Regions from separate parts of the Mus musculus genome. Here regions 2 and 3 are each linked to region 1. The links are chromatin loops, found by intact Hi-C in ENCODE. Cell type or tissue: heart. All regions are shown on one strand. Links, peaks and the distances in the headings refer to the core of each region. The heading gives the core; the rest is flanking DNA.

Evidence for each region. A loop is a pair of places that touch in the nucleus more often than their neighbours do. Peaks named below come from ENCODE experiments on the same cell type or tissue, not always from the same donor. Only the 100,000 strongest peaks of a DNase experiment are listed, where the experiment ranks them.
Region 2: it touches region 1 in a loop (2.1-fold over the local background); 2 of 42 quality-filtered maps call a loop at or near these places.
Region 3: a loop joins it to region 1, with 3 times the contacts of the local background. A loop is called at or near these places in 2 of 42 quality-filtered maps.

Annotation. Positions count from the first base shown.
Region 1 is chr6:83,776,157-83,783,632 of GRCm38, reverse strand. It overlaps Gm52907 (predicted gene, 52907), which reads right to left. Exons shown (of 2, transcript NR_168047.1): 1 at 7,407-7,476. Among named protein-coding and RNA genes, the nearest start is that of Gm52907, 4.0 kb to the right of the region's middle. In heart, for the core only: a CTCF peak has its summit at 4,405 (motif pointing right); a DNase peak (open chromatin) is centred at 4,422.
Region 2 is chr6:83,322,403-83,329,878 of GRCm38, reverse strand. It overlaps Mob1a (MOB kinase activator 1A), which reads right to left and starts at 3,840. Exons shown (of 6, transcript NM_145571.2): 1 at 3,612-3,840; 2 at 1-12. The coding sequence starts at 3,625. It also overlaps a transcript of Mthfd2 not described here. In heart, for the core only: no CTCF peak of the experiment used is centred there; DNase peaks (open chromatin) are centred at 3,608 and 3,868; H3K4me3 peaks cover 2,260 bases; H3K27ac peaks cover 1,539 bases.
Region 3 is chr6:83,910,771-83,918,246 of GRCm38, reverse strand. It overlaps Zfp638 (zinc finger protein 638), which reads right to left and starts at 3,894. Exons shown (of 27, transcript NM_001355286.1): 1 at 3,768-3,894. In heart, for the core only: no CTCF peak of the experiment used is centred there; a DNase peak (open chromatin) is centred at 3,906; H3K4me3 peaks cover 1,842 bases; H3K27ac peaks cover 1,236 bases.

The sequences.
Region 1 (7,476 bases), core at 2,848-5,347:
TCCTTTGAGGAGTTGCAGAGAGATGGTGGTATGTGTACATGTGGAAGACGATGCCAGAAAGAAGTGTGTGTGTGTGTGTGTGTGTGTGTGTGTGTGTGTGTGTGTGTGTGTGTGTAGTATTTGAAGAGAGGGCATTCCAAGACACTGTATTACTGTATTTATTTCAGTGGTTATTAATGTGACTGGACCAGGCATGGTGACACACACTTCTCATCCCAGCACCCAGGAGTCATAGGCAGGAGGATCTCTGTGAGTTCAAAGCCAGCTTGATCTACCTACAAAGTGAGTTAGAGGCCAGCCAGGGGAGGGAGATGAGGAGGAGAAGAGGAAGAGGGGGAGGAGGAGGAGGAGGAGGGGAGGAAGAAGAGGGAAAGAGGAAGAGAAGGAGGAGGAAGAAGAAGAGGAGGGAGAGGAGGAGAGGGAGGAGGAGGGGAGAAAGAAGAAGAGGAGAGGTTCTGGAGAGATTCAGTTGTTAAAAGCACTTGCTGTTCTTTCAGATGACCTGGGTTCAGTTCGCAGTACCTGCTTGGTAGCTTACAGCTGTCTGTAACTCCATTTCCATGTAATCCAATGCTCTCTTCTGACCTCCACAGGCACTCATGTGGTGCACACATATACATGAAGACAAAATACTTAGGAGTATAGCATAAATAAATTCTCTTTTTAATTACTTATTTATTTTATGTATGTGAGTATACTGTAGCTGTCCAGATGGTTGTGAGCCTTCGTGTGGTTGTTGGGAATTGAATTTTTTAGGACCTCTGCTCACTCTCGTTGGCCCAGTCATTCTGGTCACAGTCCCAGCTTGTTCTGGCCCAAAGATTTATTATACATAAGTAGATGACTTCAGGTGCACCAGAAGAGGGCATCAGATCTCATTACGGGTGGTTGTGAGCCACCATGTGGTTGCTGGGATTTGAACTCAGGACCTTTGGAAGAGCAGTCAGTGCTCTTACCCGCTAAGCCATCTTGCCAGCTATAAATAAATAAATCCTTAAAAAAAAACATTTTTAAGAAAAAAAAAGAATATAACTGTGCCTGGTGGTACACTCCTGTGATCCCAGCATACAGGAAGCTGGAGGATCAGGAATTCACCACAAACAGTTATATAGTGAATTTGAGGCCAGCCTGGGGTACAAGAGCATGTCAAAGAAACAACATAAAAATAAAAAAAGAAAGAAGAAGATGAGGACAGTGGGAGGAAGACTAGGGGCTAGGGTAGCCACCTTGTCCAGTTTGCTGATGACTTTCATAGTTTTAGCACTGAGAGTCTGGTTTCCTAGGAGACTGCGGTGGGTCACCATACCCACTTTCTCTGTGCTTCAGCTTCTTTTGCTGTAGAATGGGTTTACGAGAATACCATCATTGTAAGAGGGTGATGTGTGCTGGTCAGGAGGGGTCGAGAACACCAAGCAGTCCTGGAACATGCGGGATCCACAGCATGGAGCTTTTCTGCACAGCCCCAGTGGGTCGATACTGGCCCACGTACTTAGGACAGGGCAGGATGTCCTCACAGGCCTCACGTTGTCTGCAGTCTGTCCTGTGACTCTGGGCAGCACTAGAAGGCAGACGAGCAGGGTCCCCATCCTCCATTCCGCTCAACACCCCCTCTTCTTTCTCCTCATGAGAAAGGGTCCAACCCTTTTCTTCTTGCCTTGAGTTCCTTCCTGTCAGGGCAATGTCTGGAGCTGCTTGAATAAAGGAGAATGAAGGGGAACAACTCTGCCAGCCTGACTGAGGAGGCTTCCTCAAGAGGAGTGCTCTATGCCTGCGCCAGCCAGCCAGGCTACACCCACCAATGGTGTGCCTCTCCCTCTTCCTCTTCCTTTTCTTCTTCCTCTCTTTCTTCCTCCCTCCCTCCCCACCTCTCTGTGTTGCTAATAGAAAAATGTACAATATCCTAAAGTCAGTTACAGGCCAGAAGGTAGAGCAAGAGAAACCAGCTAACAGTTTTAGGCAGCAGGCAAAACTCCCAAGAGGACCACCACTAGGGTACCATCTCCTTATGTGATACCTTCTCCTGTCCATTGTCCTGACCTCTAGTCCCTAAAATGTGCCTGATTTCCTCTTGTTCCCCCCCCCCTTTATCTAAGGATCTGAGGACTTACAATTTCACCTTTGTTTCTCAAGGGTTTTTTTTCTTTAAAAGTTTTTTTTTAAAGATTTATTTATTTATTTATTTATTTATTTATTCTATGTAAGTACACCGTAGCTGTCTTCAGATACCCCAGAAGAGGCTGTCAGGTCTCATTACGGATGGTTGTGAGCCACCATGTGGTTGCTGGGATTTGAACTCAGGACCTTTGGAAGAGCAGTCAGGTGCTCTTAACCTCTGAGCCATCTCTCCAGCCCCCCTTTAAAAGTTTTTTATTACATTAGGTGTGTGTGTGTGTGTGTGTGTGTGTGAGAGAGAGAGAGAGAGAGAGAGAGAGAGAGAATGCTCATGTGTGCACATGCCAAAGTGCACATGGAGACATTAAAGGACAAGGACAACTTGTGTGGGTTTGTCCCTTCCTTCCACTATGTGGGTCCCAAGGATCAAATTGATCAAACTCAGGTCGCTGGTCTTGGCGGCAAGTGTCTTTACCCTCTGAACCATCTCACCAGCCTCAGGTTCTCATGATCAAACATCTGGAGTAGCCATCCTAGCAAGAGAGAAGATCTCAAGAAATACTTTTGCCTCTCACTTTGACCATCAGAGGACTGAGACAACAAATTCCAAAAAAAAAATCAGCTTTCTTGAGAGAATCTCACACTTGGAAGGCCAAGGGCTGAAGCTGATGCCAGCCAGAGCAGGGGCTTGTCTCCCAGAAAGAAATTTCACACAGCTCTGACAGCCTGGCAGACCGTCTGGCAGGAGACACAAGAGCTGAGACGGTGAAAGGCTCAGTGATGGGTGGACCACTTTCTCCAGAACTGCTTAGCTATTATTGAAACTTAAACCTCATGTCTGTCCCCTGGAAGAGGGACTTGTGGGTTGGTGGCCATCACCATTTTGTTTCCCCTCCCACACGGAATGAGTCTCCTTTCTCTGCTTCTCACTACCACTTATCTCTTCAGTTGGCAGACTCAGGACAATGGTCAAGTCTGGCTAATTAGAGAGGCTGGAGAGAGCCCAGGCTGTGACTCTAACACCACCGAGAACACAGACAGGTGTTTCTAACTGACAGCTAGTTCTACAGCTAGTGCCTGAGGGAAAACTTCCCAGCACTGGTCCTGTCTCCCTGGCTTTGGGCTGTAATGGTCTCACAAGCCCTTTCATTTCAGAGATCTCTCAGTCTCTAGAACTTTCCTTTAACAGCATGTTAGGGTCTGATCCTCCCCTTTGGGGTTCTTGCCACTCCCCCTCAAATCCTGTGCACTTGTCTTAGTTACTTTTCTTCTTCGGTGATAAGACACCCTGTGGCAGCTTATAGAAGGAAGAGTTTATTGGAGGGCCTATTGTTTCAGAGGGTGAATCCATGACCACCATGGCAGGGAGCAATGCAAGAGGCAGTCAGGCATGGCTCTGGAGCAGTAGCTGAGAGCTTACATCTTGAGGCAGGGAAAGCTAACTAGGAATGGTATGGGCTTTTTAAACCTCAAAGCCCACCCCCCAATGACACACCTCCTCCAATGAGGCCACACCCCTAATCCTTCCCAAATATTTCCACCAACTGGGGAGTGCACGTTTAAATATATAAACCTGTGGGGGCATTCCTTTTGAAGCTACCACATCACCCCTGCACATAGTTCTGTTGGGCCTGGCACATTAGAAGACAGCGCTTGAATAATGATCTAGGACCATTTCCCTAGAAAGCCCCTCAATGTACAGTCCTATCATGTGACAGGGACAGGGGTGGGGCCTGGTACACTGGGTCACTTGGACAAATGATCACAGATCACCTGTGTGCACCATACAGTGGTCAAAACTCTCCTAGTTTGCTCTTTCTCCCCTTCTGGGACTGTGCTCCGGTAAGTTTGCACAGGATACCAAACAATAAACTTGGTCACTGCATGGAGCATCACCAGGAGAACTTGCTCTTAGGAGGTGGGCACTATCCAGGAGGTCACCTATTAGAAGTATGGTATATATTTGTCATGGAGTAGAGTAGAGTGCATCTGATTATGGCTCCCAGCACCCCATGCTGCTTCTGGGAGTCCTAGAGAACTGGCAGTCCTTCAGGCATGTGTGGGGAAAAAGAGCCTGGTTCTCCAGTTCTTTCTGCTGGTGATACCATTGATGCAGCCTGGCAAGACTACGGAAATGAATCCTGTCCACAAGTAGTGTATGCAATGTGTGTGGTGGATGCTATCACGCCTCCCTGGCTGGCCTTCACTGCAAGACTGGTAGAAGGAAAAAAAATCTCTGTCCCTCAAAACTCCTTGCACGAGGTCAGGAAACCACTCCTGGCTGTTGTTCTCGGCTGCTCCTCTGATTGCCACTAGAGGGCAGAAGGCGACAGCTCCAATGAAGAGGTTTTGCTATCAGGGTGATGACTCCACAACCCCACCTTGTTTACTTTCTCTCTCTCTCTCTCTCTCTCTCTCTCTCTCTCTCTCTCTCTCTCTCTCTCTAATTGGATATTTTATTTATTTACATTTCCCTGTGGAAACCCCCTATCCTATCCTGCTTCCCCCCTGTCTTAGACCCAATGGATGTATGAGTCTGTGAGAATGTCACAAGTTGAGTTATTAAAGGCACGGTGTGAGGAAACACAGCTGTGAGAATTGTGAGAAGTATCCTTACAAAGATAAAGCTAGAGAAGGGAGACGAAGCCTGGAGCTGAGGTGGGACCCGGTCCCTGGGCTGAAAGGCAGGCCATAAGGCAGAACCAGCGAACCAGGGAAAAGCACAGGGTTTCTGCAGCCAAGCCGCCCAGCTTCAAACCGTGCTCCTCTGGGTACAAGCTATGTGGAATTGATGGGAACTGAATCTCTGTGTCTTGGTTCTTTGGGAGACAGAGACAGTAACAGCACCATCGCCTGCCCTAGATGTGATGCTAACTGGGTCAGCTCATCTGAGTCACTTGGGCCACGTCTGGCACAGAGTAAGACTGTGGGAATTGCATTTAGCATCTTCTGACCTTGATCTTAGCCAAAATGCCAAGAAATTATTCAGCAGTGATTTCCAAGGAAGAGATCTAGATGGGGCTGGGCTATCACCTTCCTCCCTCCACACGTCCAGTGACAATGACAAATGTGAGAGAAGTAAAGGCGAAGGGGTGGGCGCATTCGCCGAGTAGATTCTGCTCCTGACTAAGTCAGCATCTGCTCCATGACCTCAAACCTCCCAGTCTTTTACTCTTGAAATGAGTCCTTGGCATTTACTGTCCCTCTTCCTTTATCCTTTCCCCTCTCACATTGAGACTTGGGCCTCCTGGCTCTCATCCCTGTTCAGCTTGGTCCCCAGGGCTCCAGAGCTCTATGGGATGGAGTGGAACTGGAGGGGGCAAAACAAAAAAACAAAAACAAAACAAAACAAAACAAAACAAAAAAACCCTACTTTCTGTTTCTTCCTGCTTGCCTTTCTTGCCATCAAAGGAAGTTCAGATCTTCAGCCCTGGCTGGCCAGGCCAGTTTGGACTCTAACACAGGAGAAATGGCAGTACCCAGCTGGCATACCAGTTCTAGCAGGCACATTGAAAGGTGGGTGCACTCAGCTTTCAGGGGCCCCAAGTCCCTTTCTCTCCAGTTCTGAAGAAAGACCAGAGGACACATCTACATTTCTTCCCTCCATGACTTAAAGATTTTTATGGTTTGTTTTGAGACAGGGTTTCACTATGTAGCCCTGACTAACCTGGAACTTTGTATGTAAACTAGGCTGGCCTCAAACTCACAAAGATCCACCTGACTTTGTTTCCCAAGTGCTGGGACTAACAGCATGCACTACTGTGTGTGGCCTATTTATTTTTAAGTATGTATTTGTGTGTCTGTGTAGGGTATGTGCACTTGGGTATAGGCTTCCAATGAAGACAGAAGCCTCAGGTTCACCTGGACCTGGATTTATGGGTGGTTGTAAACTACCTGACGTGTGTTGGGAAATAAACTTGGGTCCTCTGCAAGAGCAACATGTGAGCTTAGTCACGGAAGCATCTCTCCAGCCCAGTTCCTTTTTTGTTTTGTTTAGGAATGAGCACTTACTTTGTGAATCAAGAAATCTGACTCTGTGTGTGATATGTGTATGGTGGCACATACCTGTTGGGGGTCTAGGAATTGCCACACAAGCCACTCAGACACTGATCTTGGTCTACTAGGGATGGTTTACTGAATGCCACATCCCAAGACTTATTGAGTCAGGCTCAGGAGACAAACCATGACTCCAAGTTAAGATCCTCCAGGGTTGTAAAGCCCCAAGCCGCAAACATCTTGTGCCATGTTATTTCACCAATCAGGATTTAGGGATGGGGAACTTCCTTAGGAAGATGTCTTTGTGTACACTTGTCCTGCTCCCATTGGTTAGGGTATTCAACGGCTGCAGGGAACTTGCCTTTGTCTAAAATTCATGTCTTAACTTGTCTACCAGGATGGGACTTGTTTTGACTAAAATTCATATCTTAACTTGTTAACCAGGATGTCAGCTGCCCACATACCTGTCTCTCTCTGCCAATTAGGAAGTCAGTTCCCAGGGAAGTCTTGGGAACTTAAACTTTACTTGACCCCTACTCAAAATGGAGGGGGGGTCTTATTTTAAATAGTTTCTTATATCTCTTATGTTGGGGTTCATCCCAGGGGCAGCTTATAACAGCAAATCCCATAAAAGCTTATAGTCAGGTGCAGAAAGTATTGTTGGATGGTCACTTCAGACCCAAACTTGCTGTGAGTAACCATGCAAAGCATTTCTATTTAGATTGGTTTCCCAGGGCACAGAACAAAACAGAATACATAACCAATCCTGGCATTAGAAAGTTTCCTAGTAACAGTAGAAACATGAGCAAGTTTCCTTATAATGGCAGGCTGGCCAGGTGACAGTTACCTAGGCCTTAATATTGTACCTAGTCCTTAACATATAATATCTACCATTCCAGCACTCAAAACTACTTAGTGTCACCAAGGCCAGCCTGGAGGCACATAAGGCTGTTTCAAAAAAAGAAAAGATCTTTGCATGATGTTTCTACACCTTTAATCCCAGGATTTGGGATAAAGCAGAGGCAGGCTGGTCTCTGTGAGTTCAAGGTTAGCCTGATTTACATAGCAGGTTGCAGGACTACATAGAGACCCTTAATCAAAACAGACAAAACCAAAACCAAAGTTATATTTTGCCCTAGTACGGAGACTCCACACATCTGAAACCCTACCAATTGAGAGCTGGAGATGGGAGAGTTGACAGTTCAAAGGCCAGCCTGAGCTATGAGACCCTCCCTTTCTGAAAATAACAAACAAAAAGTTTGTTTGAGATAAGAGGCTTGTTGGCACTCTGAGCTTACCTGTGTCAGCCACTAGGTGGTGCTCTCTCAGATGATTACCTGCGGTGTCGCAAGTACAGTCAGTGCTTAG
Region 2 (7,476 bases), core at 2,398-4,897, 450 kb after region 1:
GAGCGGCTGCTGCTGTTGGGTTAAAGGTAAAAAGGTATGAAGTTTTAGCAATGAAAGAAAACTGGCATTTTAAGTGTATAAACGGCTCTATGAAGGGACTGGAAAGATGGCTAAGCAGTTAAGAACATGTATTGTTTTTACATACACACACACACACAAATAAATAAATATTGGAATAAATAAGCTGATCAATAAAAAGTACTCCCTAAATAAGGCCAAAATGGAAGAGGGGATGATGACAAAAAAGAATGCAGCAGTGTCAAACGTTTGCCCAGCATTAAGGAGGCCCTCGGCTCCAGACACAGACACACAGATACACACACACCTCTATAAAAGCAAGAGCATAGACTGAATAGATGACTGTCTAGTTAAGAGCACTTGCTGCACAACATAAAGACAACCTGTAATCCGACTCTAGGAAATGCTAGTGCTTTAGGGTACTTAGGGAGAATATTGTCAAGAAATGAGTATGGTCAACTAAAAACGATTGATAAATGCAAAAAATGAGAGGCTTATATGTTGTATGAACAATGTGAAGTATTACTTCTGTGGTAATGGGGAAGGAGATGGGGATGTGACTACGTGAATAAGACTAGCCCCATAGGATCATGTATTTAAATACTTAGGGAGTGGCACTATTTGTAAGGATTACGAGGGATGGACTTGTTGGAGGAAGTGTGTAACTGGGGCTGGGTTTGGGGCTTCAAAAGCCCAGTACCAGTCTGTCTGTCTCTTCCTGCAGTTACTCCCAGTTACTTCTCCAGCACCATGTCAGCAGGTATGCTGCCATGCTCCCCACCATGATGCCAATGAACTAAACCTCTGAAACTGTAAGCAAGCCCAAATTAAATGTTTTCCTTTGTAAGAGTTGCCCTGTTCTTGTGTCTCTTCACAGCAGCACAACACTAAGACAAGGAGGATCTCTGGAACTTGCTGGCTTCCAGCCTAGTGGGGATAAAAAAGGAGTTTCAAGTTCAAAAAGATACCTTGCCTTAAAGAAGAGGCAAAAAGTGATAGGAGGCCCCCAATGCCCTCTTCTATGATGCTCTGTGTATCAGGACACAGCATCACACAGTGTGTGCCTACTCCACACTCACAGATCTACATATATGAAACAAACAAGTAAAAATTTAAAAGTGTTAGTGCAGGAGCAACACACAAGTTGTTGCATAGGACAATCTATTATCCCCATCTACCAGAGCATTTAACCAAGCAGTTCGTGTGGGGGAGGACACACTGTAGATTCTAGTGCTTGTTATAGCAACATCTTAACAATGCAAATCTACTCCTTCCATGCACTCGTAGATATGGAGTGTATATCCACATCATGGGATGCTGTGCAGTAAAAATAGGTAATGTGGTATATATAGTCAAAGCATAGCTGAACACATTACAGAACCAAATTAGAGCAAAGTCTATTTTGGTAACCCATAGAAAGCACAAACAACAACAAAACAGAAAAAGCATTAAAATAAGACATATCAGAATTGTGACAACATCTAAAAGGGGAAGGGAACAGACTCGTGGACTTACACCTTACCTGTGAAAGTAAATTTTAAATAGTGTAAAAAGTAAAAAATTATGAAAGTACTAGACTAAATATCATACTTTATAAAGAACTATATACATTAGAAGGATCACCCCAGGAACACATGGAGACAGGAAACTGAATAACAGGAAACTGAATATGGAAAATTAACATTAAATGATTTCTTAAGATTCAATAAGATCTTCATATGATAAATTGAGGTTTGTGCTTCAAGGGCTGAAGAGATGGCTCAGTAGTTAAGAACACTTGCTGTTCTTGCAGAGGACTGGGGTATACAGCTCCCAGCACCCACATGGTGGCTCACAACCATCCACAACTCCAGTCCCATGGGATTTGATGCCCTCTTCTGGCATCCGTGGGTACTGGATGTACATGGTATACATACATACATACATACATACAAGCAAAACACTCATACTCATAAAATGAAAGTAAATCCTAAACTGGGTATACTGGTATACATCTTTAATCCCAGCACTCTGGAGGGAGAGCGAGGCAGATCTCTGGGAGGTCAGCCTGGTTTACATAGTTAGCTCCAGGACAGCCAGAGCTACATTGTGAAACCCTATCTCAAAAAAAAAAAAAAACCAAACAAGCAAAAAAAAAAAAAAAAAAAAAAAAAAAAAACTAAATAACTAAATAAATCTTTGAAAAATACACTTACATTCTTCTAATGATGCCATCAAAACAGTTAAAATAACGCTGAGGATGGAAGAAGTCACAGATGTAATGAGACACTCATATCCAAAATACATAAAGAATTCTTACAACTGAAACCAAAAAGTCAGACGGACACAACCACTGCACCATATACACACGTGGAAATGTCACAGTGAAACCCATTAATTTGTACAATTAACAGATGCTAACAAAATAAAGAACAATCTGATTTTAAAATAGGAAAAGGATCTCAATAAACTCTATCCACAAATAGTCTGAAAACACAAAATACAGACACAGACACACACACACACACACACACACACACACAAACGATGCTTAACATTGCTGGTCATTGGGAGAATGTAAATCAATAAATTCCACTTCACCCTCAGATCTATCAGTGGTAATTACCAGGCAGGTGTGAACTGAAGAATTCTGAAAACTCAATACAATGAGAATGGGATGTTAAATGCAGTGCAGGCTTTAGAAGGCTTGGCAGTGCCTCAAAGGCTAACATGCAAAAACCTCACTAAGACCCAGGAGATACCATCACACACACATACCCAAAAACCTATAACCAGCTGCTCACAGCAGCGTTATTCAGAATAGCCAAAGAGTGGGAAAAACTGTCCATCGGTTTAAGTTATAAATAAAAACTTCCATTTACCTCACCTGGCTGAAGAGCTATGGACAGTCCACAAGAAGAGTCAGGTTTTTCAGGGACAAGCTCAAATAGACTCATAATGAAATAGTCAGCTCTACACCCAAGTACATACAGACGACACTAACTGGATCCATTACGTATGTATGTTGTATAGACGTAATATAGAATATAGATAAGAGAACATGAATTTGAATGGGAGATGAGAGGGCACTGGAGGAGTTAGAAATGAAAATACGCATCTATTAAGTTCTCAAAAAAAATAAAAACCTTAAAAAAAATTCACATGTGGGCCGAGATGAAAGCACCCACCTTTAATCCCAACATCTAAGAGGGCTCGAGGCCAGCCTGGGCTACATAGCAAGACCATTTCTCAAAACAAAACCCCCACATTTAAAGGAGGCCTGTCCTAGTGGCCGAGGCTGTATCCTGGCTCCTTGGGAAAGCAGAGGCAGGAGGAGTCCAGGTTCAAGCCCCGCCTGGGCTAAGAGAAAAGTCACATTGGAAGGAGCAATGCCCTCTTCCCAAATGCAAACCTGTGGGAAGCCACTGAGAACCTGCGCCTTTCTTTCTCAGCCTGGTCTGGTCACCGAGGCACTGCACATTTTCCTGCGCTAGCCGATCCCGGGGCGGCAGGCCCGGAGCAGCCCTAGGTCGGGCTCCGCCCTCCGCTTGGCCCCTCGGCCCGGCCCTGCCGACCGACACCCGCCCCGCCCCGGCCCGGCCCGGCCCACTCACAAGAGGAAGCTCATCCTCGCTAGCCCGAGGGGCCGTGGCCCCCGCCCCGTCAGACTCGGCGCCGCCGCGGGCACCGGGAGGCAGAGGACGGTCCGCGGCTCTACAGGGCTGCCGAAGCTTCACGGCCCGGGTTTGGTACCGAGTTCCAGCCGCCGCGACCAAGCACCGACCGCGGGCTCCTCCGCGCTGCCTCCCACAGCTCCGCGAGCCAAAATGCGGAACCAAGAGGATCTCGCGAGACCGGGCTTCTTCCCGTCCCGCTGAGCTTCACCCTGCCCCTTCCTGAGCTCAGCCAATCAGTATTCTGTGGGCACGGGAGGGAAATGGGGCCAACTAGGCGCCGCTGTCAACTGTTCCGTGGCCGAGGGACGTCTGCCAGCGCTACTTGGTGACTGTTTCGCTATTTAGAAAAACTTGATGTCTTCTCCTAAAGGAATGCTATTCTGGCCACCTCGCCTGTTGATGGACACCTGGGAGGTTTCTACACACACACTGTAACGCTGCTATGAATGTCCATGTGCATGTTCCGTGTGGGAGGATATGTTGACACCAGGTGACACTATGGTAGAATGAAGAAAAGAGGGGGGAGAAAAAAAACCTGTGGAAATAAATGAAACTGCAGATGCGCAGTGGCAAAGATCCAGTATTTTGCCGGTGGTTTAAAACCATTTGAATGCCACCTGTCACATTAATGTCATCAATTTTATTTTATCAACTTTTGGGTTCCTGTTTGTTTGCGTGTTGTTCCTTGGTTGAGACAGGATCTCAGGTGTTCCAGGCTGCCCAGGCTGGTTTAAAGTTTACTATGTCGCCAAGGATGACCCTGACCTCCTGACCGTCCTGCGTCTGCTTCCCAGGTGCGGGAATTACAGGCTTGAGCTACCACCTGCCTCCTTCTATTAACTTTTTAAACCACCTTTTATACATTTGTATTTATTAGTGTGGTATGTAGTAGTAGCTGGTTCTCCTTTTCTACCTTGATGGGGGGGGGGGCAGCCTAGGTTATCAGGATTATTCAGTAAGCTTTTTCTTTTCTTTCTTTCCTTTTTTTCACTAACTTCTGTAAATTTGTATGTGATTTAGAGTATGTGCCTTGATATATTTTTTGAATCTTTTGTTTGTTTGTTTTTGGTTTTGTTTTTTGTTGGTTTTTTTTGTTTGTTTGTTTTCCTGGTTTTTTGAGACAGGGTCTCTATGTAGTCCTGCTGTCCTGGAACTTGTTTTGTAGATCAGGCTGGCCTCGAACTAACAGATATCTTCCTGCCTCTGCCTCTTGTCCTTTTATTTGTTTATTTTTTTCATAAGTATATTTTTAAATAACATATTATTAAGGTTTGAGTCTGTGTCCTTATGTTTATATCAAGTCAGGACAAGCATGATGATACACAGCTTCTTTAATCCCAGCACTGGGAGGTAGAGGCAGATGGGTCTTTGTGAGTTCATGGCCAGCTTGGTCTGCATAGCATGTTCTAGGACAGCCATGACTACATAGAAAGACTCTCAAAAATTATATGTGTGTGTGTATGTATGTGTGTGTATGTATATATATATATATATGTATATGTGTGTATACATATATGACATTATATGTATACACACACATATATATATATATGTATATAACTATAAAAATATGATGTGAGAGGCTTGATTAAGAGCACTTAATACCTGTATAGTATAGTACCTGAGTTCAGGGTCCAGCATGCACACTGTCTGTAACTATCTGTAACTTCATTTCCAGAGCATCTAACACTCTCTTCTGACCTCCACGGGCATCAGGCATACATGCATGTCACATGCATGTAAGCTGGCAAAACACTTATAAAATAAAAAAAAATCTTCTTTTAAAAAGGAAAAAAATGCTGGGTGTGGTGGTGCACGCCTTTAATCCCAGCACTCGGGAGGCAGAGACAGGCAGATTTCTGAGTTCGAGGCCAGCCTGGTCTACAAAGTGAGTTCCAGGACAGCCAGGGCTACACAGAGAAACCCTGTTTCAGAAAAAAAAAAAAAAAAAAAAAAAAAAAGCAGACTAAATGAACTCCAGGTTTGTTGTTTGTTTGGGGCTTTTTTCCATCTTTTAATGAAATGATTCTTAAAATTGTAGAATTATTAAATCTATGAGGAAAAAACTTATTAAAGACACTTCTCCATATGTCCAGCTTTAGGGAGAGAAAGCCTTAGGGATTAAGGTGTAAATCTTTGGTCAATATTTAAAGAGGATATCAATACAATCCTCTAAGGAGTCAAAGATAAGGTTTCCCAGTGAGTAAGGGGCAGGGCAATTTGGTCTCCACCAGAACAGACAGCAGCCAAACACACACTGGGGTGCTTTGCTCACTCTGGCTCAGCAGGATCAAGAGATAGCGTCATACGATCTGGTTATAGCAGATGTGGGAAACAGAAGGTAAGCGGCAGCTCAGAGGGCCTTCTTGTTCCCCCCTCTTCTGGGCTGCTCCCCTCCCCCACCCCCAATCTTCCTTCAGTTCCCCTTTTGAGCTTCCTTAGGCAAAATTGGCCACCGTGACTTTTTATTCTGTGTAAGCATCCTACACCCTCATCTGCAGAACTCCAGCTTGTCCCTACCTTCTCGCACACAGAGCCTCTTCCCCTTGCTGCGGACACTTCAGGTCCTGCCTTTCCCAGACAGCGGATCCCCCTCACAGGTGAGGGAAGAAAGACATTAGAAGCTCTGAGCTGTTCCTGTTCCGTGTCTCAGGTTGAGGACTGTGAAAGAGAAATCTCAGTGTGTCAGAAACAAAAACCTGCTCCTGGCATATGGAAGTTTTATTCTGAAAATGACTTAAAGTCCCTGGTCAGAGCTATAGACAAAACAAGGCCTCTTTCCTTCTGGGGCTTACAGTGGGTTACACAAGGTAGGTATGTAGGTGTGTCTTTCCTTTAGGCAGATCTCCTGTAACCTGGGCTGATCTCTAGTTTGCCGTGTAAAGCACGGGCAGAGTGGCTCATGCTTTTAATCTCAGCACTTGGAGGCAGAGAGACAAGCAGATCTCTGTGAGTTTAAGGCCAGCAGGTTATATAATGAGATTCTATCTCAAAAAAAAAAAAAAAAAAAAAAAAAAACCCCATAACACGGGCTTAGTAGGTACCTGAGGATGTCCTTGAATTTCTGATCCTCCTGCCTACACCTCTCAAGTGTTAGGACTTCAGGCCTGCAAGGTTTTATGCAAAGATGGGAACAGAGCCCAGGGCTTCATGCATGTTAGGCAAGCACTTCCTGGTTGAGATACTCCCTGAGCCCTCAGTAATTTCAAACCATGGCACTATGATGAGGAAAAGCACAAAACTGATGAAGATCATTGGGAGATTGACAGGAGAGATAACAAATAGACTGAATACTCACTTTGGCAGCACATACACTAGAATTGGAACATTACAGAGATTTAGTCTGGGCCTTGTGTAAGAGTGGCATGCAGCCGAGCAGTGGTGGCACATGCCTTTAATCCCAGCACTTGGGAGGCAGAGGCAGGTGGATTTCTGAGTTTGAGGCCATCCTGGTCTATAGAGTGAGTTCCAGGATAGCCAGGGCTACATAGAGAAACCCTGTCTCAAAAACAAAACAAAACAAAAGAGAGTGACAGGCAAATTTCTGACATTTACTGCCAAGCTTAACAGCCTGCAATTGATCTCCAGGACCCAAGTGGAAGGAGAGAAATGACTCCTACAAGCTATCCTCTGACTTCCAGATACACGTGATGACATACCCAAATATATATATATATGTGTGTGTGTATGTATATACATATATATATATATATATGTACATATATATATGTGTGTGTGCGTGTGTGCATGTGTGTGTGTGTGTACATATAAAACCAGAACCAGGCTAGGCATGATAACACAC
Region 3 (7,476 bases), core at 2,398-4,897, 140 kb before region 1:
TAGCAGTTCCTGAGTAATTTTAAAACACATTTTTATTCATTTGAAGATTGGAGGGTGTGGGTGTCGTTAAGCATTAGTAGAGAGATCTAAGGACAACTTGGGGAAGTGTGTTACCTCCTTCTAAAGTGGGTTCTGGAGATCAAAGTTGTCAGGTTTGACAGCAAGCAATTTTACCCACTAAGTACATATTTAAAGTTACATCAAAATACATAGATTCAAATATTGATGAAGTAAGGCATTACTTATCTATCATTTAATATTTATGAAGCAAAGTACTTCTTGGCTGAATAGCAGCTGAGGAACTTATAAATGAACTTAAGGGATATATCAAACAATCAATAATAAACTGTTGCAGGTACAAATCTTATTTGGATCCTGACTTCAATAAATTTAATACCTCTATGTAAGGTAGAGGGGAAATTTCAATATTGTCTGAATAGCCAATTAAGAAATCTTTATTAACAATTTAAAAATTTTAATCTGGTAGCAAGCATATGGGAGGCTGAAGCACGGGGACTTAAGAGCCAACCTGAGCTACCTTGCAGAACCCTGTTTTAAAATACAAAAATCAAAATCAAAAGAAAAAAATTACAATTTTCACTAAGTACAGACAACTTTAAAAACTACTTGAAAGTTTAATTTCAAAAAGTATGAAAATAAAAATATAAAGACAATTCAGGACTGGTACAAATTGAGCACAGTTTGATTTCGAAAGACTTGAGAAATCATCGAAATAATTACATCCCAAGTAATCACTAAGCTCACATATGTACCCTTGGAGATATCACTATGTTCCCTATCCTTGTCAATCCAAAACGTATTATTCTTGTTTCTCATAGAAACAATGTGGCTGAGTATAATTCTATACTTTACCTTCTCTCATGATTATTTCCACTATTCTCTTCTGACTTCCTATATATTTTCCTCCCATTTTTATTTTCAACCACAAATAATGGAACAAAGTTAGAACAATAAAAGGTTAGATATGAGAGCTTATTAACTTTAGTCACAGCAAATATTTTATTTGCTAATCTATTAACTATCACATTTCAATAGTCATTAGTTCCTTGAAAAAACAGCTCAGACTGTCAAACAGCACTGTTTCTTAGTACATTATAGCATTTCATTAAGAAACTGAACAGACTTATTCGAAACATCAATGGCAAGGGACAGTGAATTAAGCATGAAATTCCACGTAGGCTCTTGCATCTATTGATTGTGTTCATATATTCAATTGGGGCATCCAATACATACCAGTTACTCAGACACAAAAACTAACAATTATTTAATTGCCACAAAAAAGGGGTCATGCCTGAAATCCTAACACTTGGGAGTTATTGTATACTACCTCTACCTCCAAATTCCAAGGTCACCCTGAACTAACACAATGAGTTCTAGGCTAGTCTGTGCTACCTAGCAATATTGTATAAATAGTCAACAAACTATTACACTAAATTCTGGTAAGTGCAATAAAAGTCATATATGAAATTTATAGATGCAAAATATTTTCAAGTTTGATAGTTTTCAATTCTATTAATCTAGATTCCAGTTTTTAGTTAAGAGGAAGTATCCATAGGCTACAATTTTCTATCAGAAGATGGTACCTAGTCACGTTAATTTTGAAACAAATAAAATCTGATATAAATAATTAAGAAACATCTCTATGAGTCGGGCAAGGTGGCGCACGCCTTTAATCCCAGCACTTGGGAGGCAAAGGCAGGCGGATTTCTGAGTTCAAGGCCAACCTGGTCTAAAAAGTGAGTTCCAGGACAGCCAGGGATATACAGAGAAACCCTGTCTCAAAAAAAAAAAAAGAAAAGAAAAAAGAAAAAGAAACATCTATATGATGAGGGATAGGAGCATTCCATACTGGATCTCAGTGTACTAAAAGAAAGGGCAAACAAGTAGTGCAAGTTTACAAATAAGAAAACAAAAGTTCGGAGGCTGGTGAGATGGCTCAGTGGGTAAGAGCACCCGACTGCTCTTCCGAAGGTCCAGAGTTCAAATCCCAGCAACCACATGGTGGCTCACAACCATCTGTAACAAGATCTGACTCCCTCTTCTGGTGTGTCTGAAGATAGCTACAGTGTACTTACTATAATAATAAATAAAAAATCTTTAAAAAAAAAAAAAAAAAAAAAAAGAAAACAAAAGTTCAGAAAGACTAAAACAACTAAAGTCTCACACATAATAAGAGCAAAAAGGATTTGAATCCATAACTTTTGGTTCCAAAACCTATTCTCTGCCCATTAGACTCCTCATTTTTATTTATTACATAAAAACCAAAGTCTCAGAGATCTTAAAACACTCTTACAACACCCAGAAAATGATGACTGAGACAACCTTTTTTAGAACTAGAATTTATGGTAAAAAGCACATTCCATAACAAATGCAGAAAACTACAACGTATTCAATGTACAAGGTTATGTATGTGTCATGAACACATTTGAAAACCAGCTAATCAAAACAAATGAAGGAGATTTTTGTAATTTCTTTCAACTGTTTTATCTTTACCCATTGGTTCCTACACAAATGATAAGGCGGGGAATGGTCTAGCATATTTTAGTATATTACATTTTGGATTCTACAAATATGAAAGTACACATTACAGAATATGGAAATATAAAAGTCAAAATTTGTAAAGCAGCTTGAGCCCACTAAATCTTAAGTGTATAATCATTAATAACATTTTGAAAAAATGTAATAAACAACTTTATTTTTCTGTGTTAACAGCTTTACATTAATTTTTCTTGTAATCTTTTTCCAGTCTGTCATTTTAAATTTCTAAAATTAAGCAGTAAACACAACTCCCCTGAAAAACAAGTTAACCCATCATACACAAAATGAAGAGAGGGAGAATTTTATGTGAGAGTGAACAATTTCCAAACTGGTTAGGAAAGATTGACTCCACATGGTCGGGTGGATCCTGGTAAGAAGCTTTTCTTCAGAACTTTTCACATTGAGTGCGCCTTCCAGAATTCCCAAACTGCCAAAGGGTAATTTTAATATTAAATAGCTCGAGGCTACAATCACTGTCAAGCTCAAAGATTTTGTAATACTGAGACTCCCTCATAGGCAATTACTTCAAACAACAAAGGACGTCTGGCACATCCTCGGGGATGAGAGTCGGTGTACAGACCTCTCCGCTCTTCCCCAAGCTAGGAACCACACCAACACAAGCATGTATCCCCACATCAGTGTTCACGACTCCTCTAAGAATGTGGAAGTGTCACCGCCATTTTCGACGACATCCCAGGGCCGACAATCTCGGCTTCGGTGCTCACTGGGGCGCTTGGCCCACAACAGCCCGCACACCCCGCTCCCAGCCCCCTGCAAGGAAGCTCTTCCAGCCCGACTAAGGGCGCACGCGGCCCGCGGGGCTCCGAAAGGCGCTCGGGCACGCGGCGGTCTTCCCGCTAGCTGTCAGGCCTGGGGAGCGGCAGACCCGCGGCGCTGGGGAAGGGGCAGCCGGACTCCCCGAGGGCGCCGCCCGCTCCTCCTCAGAGCAGCAGCATCCGGCGGCTGCGCCCACGGGCACTGCGGCGCGACGGCGCGGTCGGCGAGTGGCGAGGGGAAACAGGCCACGGCCGAGGCCCACCCGGGGTCCCTCAGCTCCACCCGCCCCGCCGCCGCCATCTTGTACGCAGCGGCTGCGACACATACAATAGTCGACCGCGACCTGGCAGGGACCGCTCGGGGCCTGCGCTAAGGACCTCTGCCTTCCAGTCCCCGGCTCCCCGCAAGGCAGCGGCCCTACCTATGCCTACCGACTAACAGCTGGATCCCATCCGTGCCCCACACAGTTTAGCACTCGGCCTCCAGTCACCGCGATGAAGCAGCTACCGCCTCCATGGGACTACACGCATGCGCATCTTCGCCTAAAGCCCTCGTCCGCTCACTGCGCCTGCGTGCCTCAGGCTCCGCGTTCTCCAGAGACGCTGTCGGGGGACAAGGCCGCCCTCTGCCAGAAGGGGGCGATCGCCAGCTATGGCTGGTCCTACACCTGCAGCGGTCTGGGTAACATCACTCAAGATTTTAGAACCTGCAAACCATCCCTCTTCTCTTCCATGAAGCCTTCTCTGATTACTATTCCCTCAGTATCACAACGTAACATTCACTTATTAACATATTCTCGCTTTTACTGCTCACTCCCATCGCCCCCTTTTTAAAGAAAAGGTCTGGAACTTTGAACTCACATAGATCCCACCTGCTTCTGCCTTCCAACTGTTGGAATTATAAGTGTGTGCCTCCACACCCAAGTACGTTGTAGCTGTCTTCAGGCACCCCAGATTAGGAATGGTTGTGAGTCACCATGTAGTTGCTGGGATTTGAACTCGTGAGCTTCAGAATAGCAGTCAGTGCTCCTAACCACTGAGCCATCTCTCCAGCCCTTATCTCCCACCTCTTAAATGGGAAATTACACCGTGCAGTGTTGGTACAGGCCTTTAATCTCAGCACTTGACAGGCAAGATGCAGGCAGAAATCTGGGAAAGAAGCCAGCCTGGTCTACAGAAGATGTTCCAGGACAACCAAAGCTACACATCCCTGTCTCAAACAACACAAAATAGATAGAATAATAAAATGGGAAATTAGAAAGGAATAAAAGTTAAGGGCTGAACTGATTGATGGCTCAGCTGTTAAGAGCACTAGCTGCTCTTCCAGAGGTCCTGAGTTCAATTTCCAGCAACCACATGGTGGCTCACAACCATCTGTAATGGGATCTGATGACTGCTTCTGGTGTGTCTGAAGACAGCTACAGTGTACTCATATACATAAAATAAATAAATAATTCTAAAAAAAAAGTTTAAGTCAAAAGACTAATATTGAAAAATTTTTATATCATTTCAGAATTCAAAAAATAAACTACCTGAGTGGTGAACATCTATAATCCTGATTGATTTTACCCATGAAAAAGATTGGGCTAAAATTTTTTTAACTGTTTTCTTCAATGTTCTATCTTTTTAAATTGACTCAGTTATGCCAATATAAGCTAGTTCAAAAAAATTAAAGGACTGCAGGACAGTGGTGAACTGCCTTTAATCCCAGCACCTGGGAGGCAGAGGCAGGTGGATTTCTGAGTTCGAGGCCAGCCTGGTCTAGAGTGAGTTCCAGGACAGCCAGGGCTACACAGAGAAACCCTGTCTTGAAAAAAAAAACAAAAAACAAAAAAAAACAAAACAAAAAAAACAAACAAACAAACAAAAAAACAAGAAATTACAAATTAAAAAAAATAAAAATTAAAGAACCATCCTCCTCGGTGAAATTTTTAGGAGTCCAGTGGTGTGGAGCAAGCAGAGATATTCCTTCCAAGGTGAAAGGTAAGTTACTGTACCTGGATCCTCCCACCATCCAGAAAGAAGCACAACGTTTAATGGGTCTATATGGACTCTGGAATGAACTACAATCCAGAAAGGAGTTGTAATGCTGCAGCTGTCCACTTCTTGGTGGTGCAGGTATAATGTTCAGGACTGCCAGTAAGCCAGGTCCTAGACTTCTCTCCCTCAGTCAACAGATCATAGGGAACCCCCCATAAGGCTTTAGGTACACGCTTGGCAGCAGACAGCTAGCTCAATTGGTCCAGTCTCGAGGATTGTTCCAGCCAGAGCTTCAGTTATGCTCTGCACTTTCCCATCACATAGGGATTGACAGCAAATGATAAAGCTAGCTTTCCCAGAACTTGGCCCATATCTCAATTTTCTTAGGGCCCCCAGAGGATGCCCTCACCCCAGACAGCTGGAGGCAATTTAAGAGAATGATAGCCTCACTCCCAAAAGGTGGGGTGGGTGGTTTTATGGTCATTTCATGGGTGATGGAAGTTTGTCATCATTAAAGGGGGGTTGATCACAAGTTGTAAATGGTCGTGATCAGGAAGGAAACCAAGTATAGGAGGTTAGATTCAAGGATCTCCTCTTTTTCTCTTTATCCTTTTTTCTCTCCTACCTAGTGTTAGGGGGAAGGGGGGGAAGAGGGGATGGAAAAAAAGGGGGGAGATATAGGAATAATAGGACAAAAGGGTAGATTATTGAATCAACTTTTGAAATAAAGAGCATCAACAAGCTAAATATTTAGATTGGCTTAGAGTTGTATATATTGGTAGAAATTTAAGGTTCTATTTCATTACATATATTTCATGTACTGTATGTTTTGACTCCTGTTTAAGGTATTGTACCATTGCAACTCATTTTAAAATGTGATGTAAAGTTCTAGGCCTTAAAACCTACTATTACAAACTGTTTAGGATAATTAAGAAATGCAAGTTAGTAGTCAATCAAACTTGTGGTCATTATGAATACTAGTTTTTTTTTAATTTCAAATTATTTTTCTTTTATTAGATATTTTCTCTATTTACACTTCAAATGCTATCCCCTTTCCTAGTTTCCTCTCCGAAAATCCCCTATACCCTCCCCTCTCCCCCTGCGCCCCACCCATCCACTCCTGCTTCCTAGCCCTGAATGCTAGTTTTTTAATTACAGAAATAAGTTTTATTTAGCCTCCTGTAGATGTTTTCAAAGTTACACAGATAGTAAATAGCTTGAAACAAGCAATGTCTGCCTATTCAGATATACCTTAGATAGATGGTATTTAGACACTTCAGAGATCTGTAGAATGTGGCACTTATGGGTTTTTTATTAATAAAAGGCTTTTTGTGACAATGAGACAAGTCAAGTCTGCTCTTGGCAGCAACGCAATAATACTTCAAAGAAGATGATGAGCATCCAAGAACCTCTGCATGGAATTTGCTTGAAATGTGGCAAAGCTAGACACTGGACAAAAACTGCCCTTGCCTTAACAGCATACTGTCCAAAACTTGACCAAGAAAGACACACAGGAAGATGACTGCAGAACTTTGCCAAGACAAGGTAGGCCAGTCTTCATAATTCCTGATTTAGAATAGTCTGTCAGATATTCTGAACCAACAGGCCAAAGATGGATGCTCAAATGTTACAGAAGAAGTTTGGGTGGCTGACCAGGCAGCCAGCAGTCTCTGTCATTTCTATAGTTTGGAAGCTGCTTCTCTGTACTTCCTGTTTAATCAGGTAATATTTATATTTCTCAGATCTCTAATGGGGTCCAAGACTACACAGTTATAGTCAGACATTATGCTTAAGTTGTTTAGAATTTAAGAAAATGTTATAAGGTCTAAAATGATGTTTTTAGGTTGATAAATGCAATGCAAGTTAATGATAGAAAGCAATTTAGGTATACAACTTCAGACTTGCCAAGATAGAATAGATAATACAGTATTTCCAGCAAGGTTCACAAATACATGTTGACTGGACATTGTGAATGTCATTCTTACCTAATAGTTCTCATAATAGTTCTTATTCTACATAGTTTATTGTTGTTAGAGAATGAGCCTTTTATTGTACTAAAAGGGGGAGATCTTGGGAGATTCTTTTGTTTCTCTGTCCTTCTTCACCTGCCAAAGGCATTCTCTGATTAGCTTTAATAAAAATCTGATAGCCAACCCTAGGC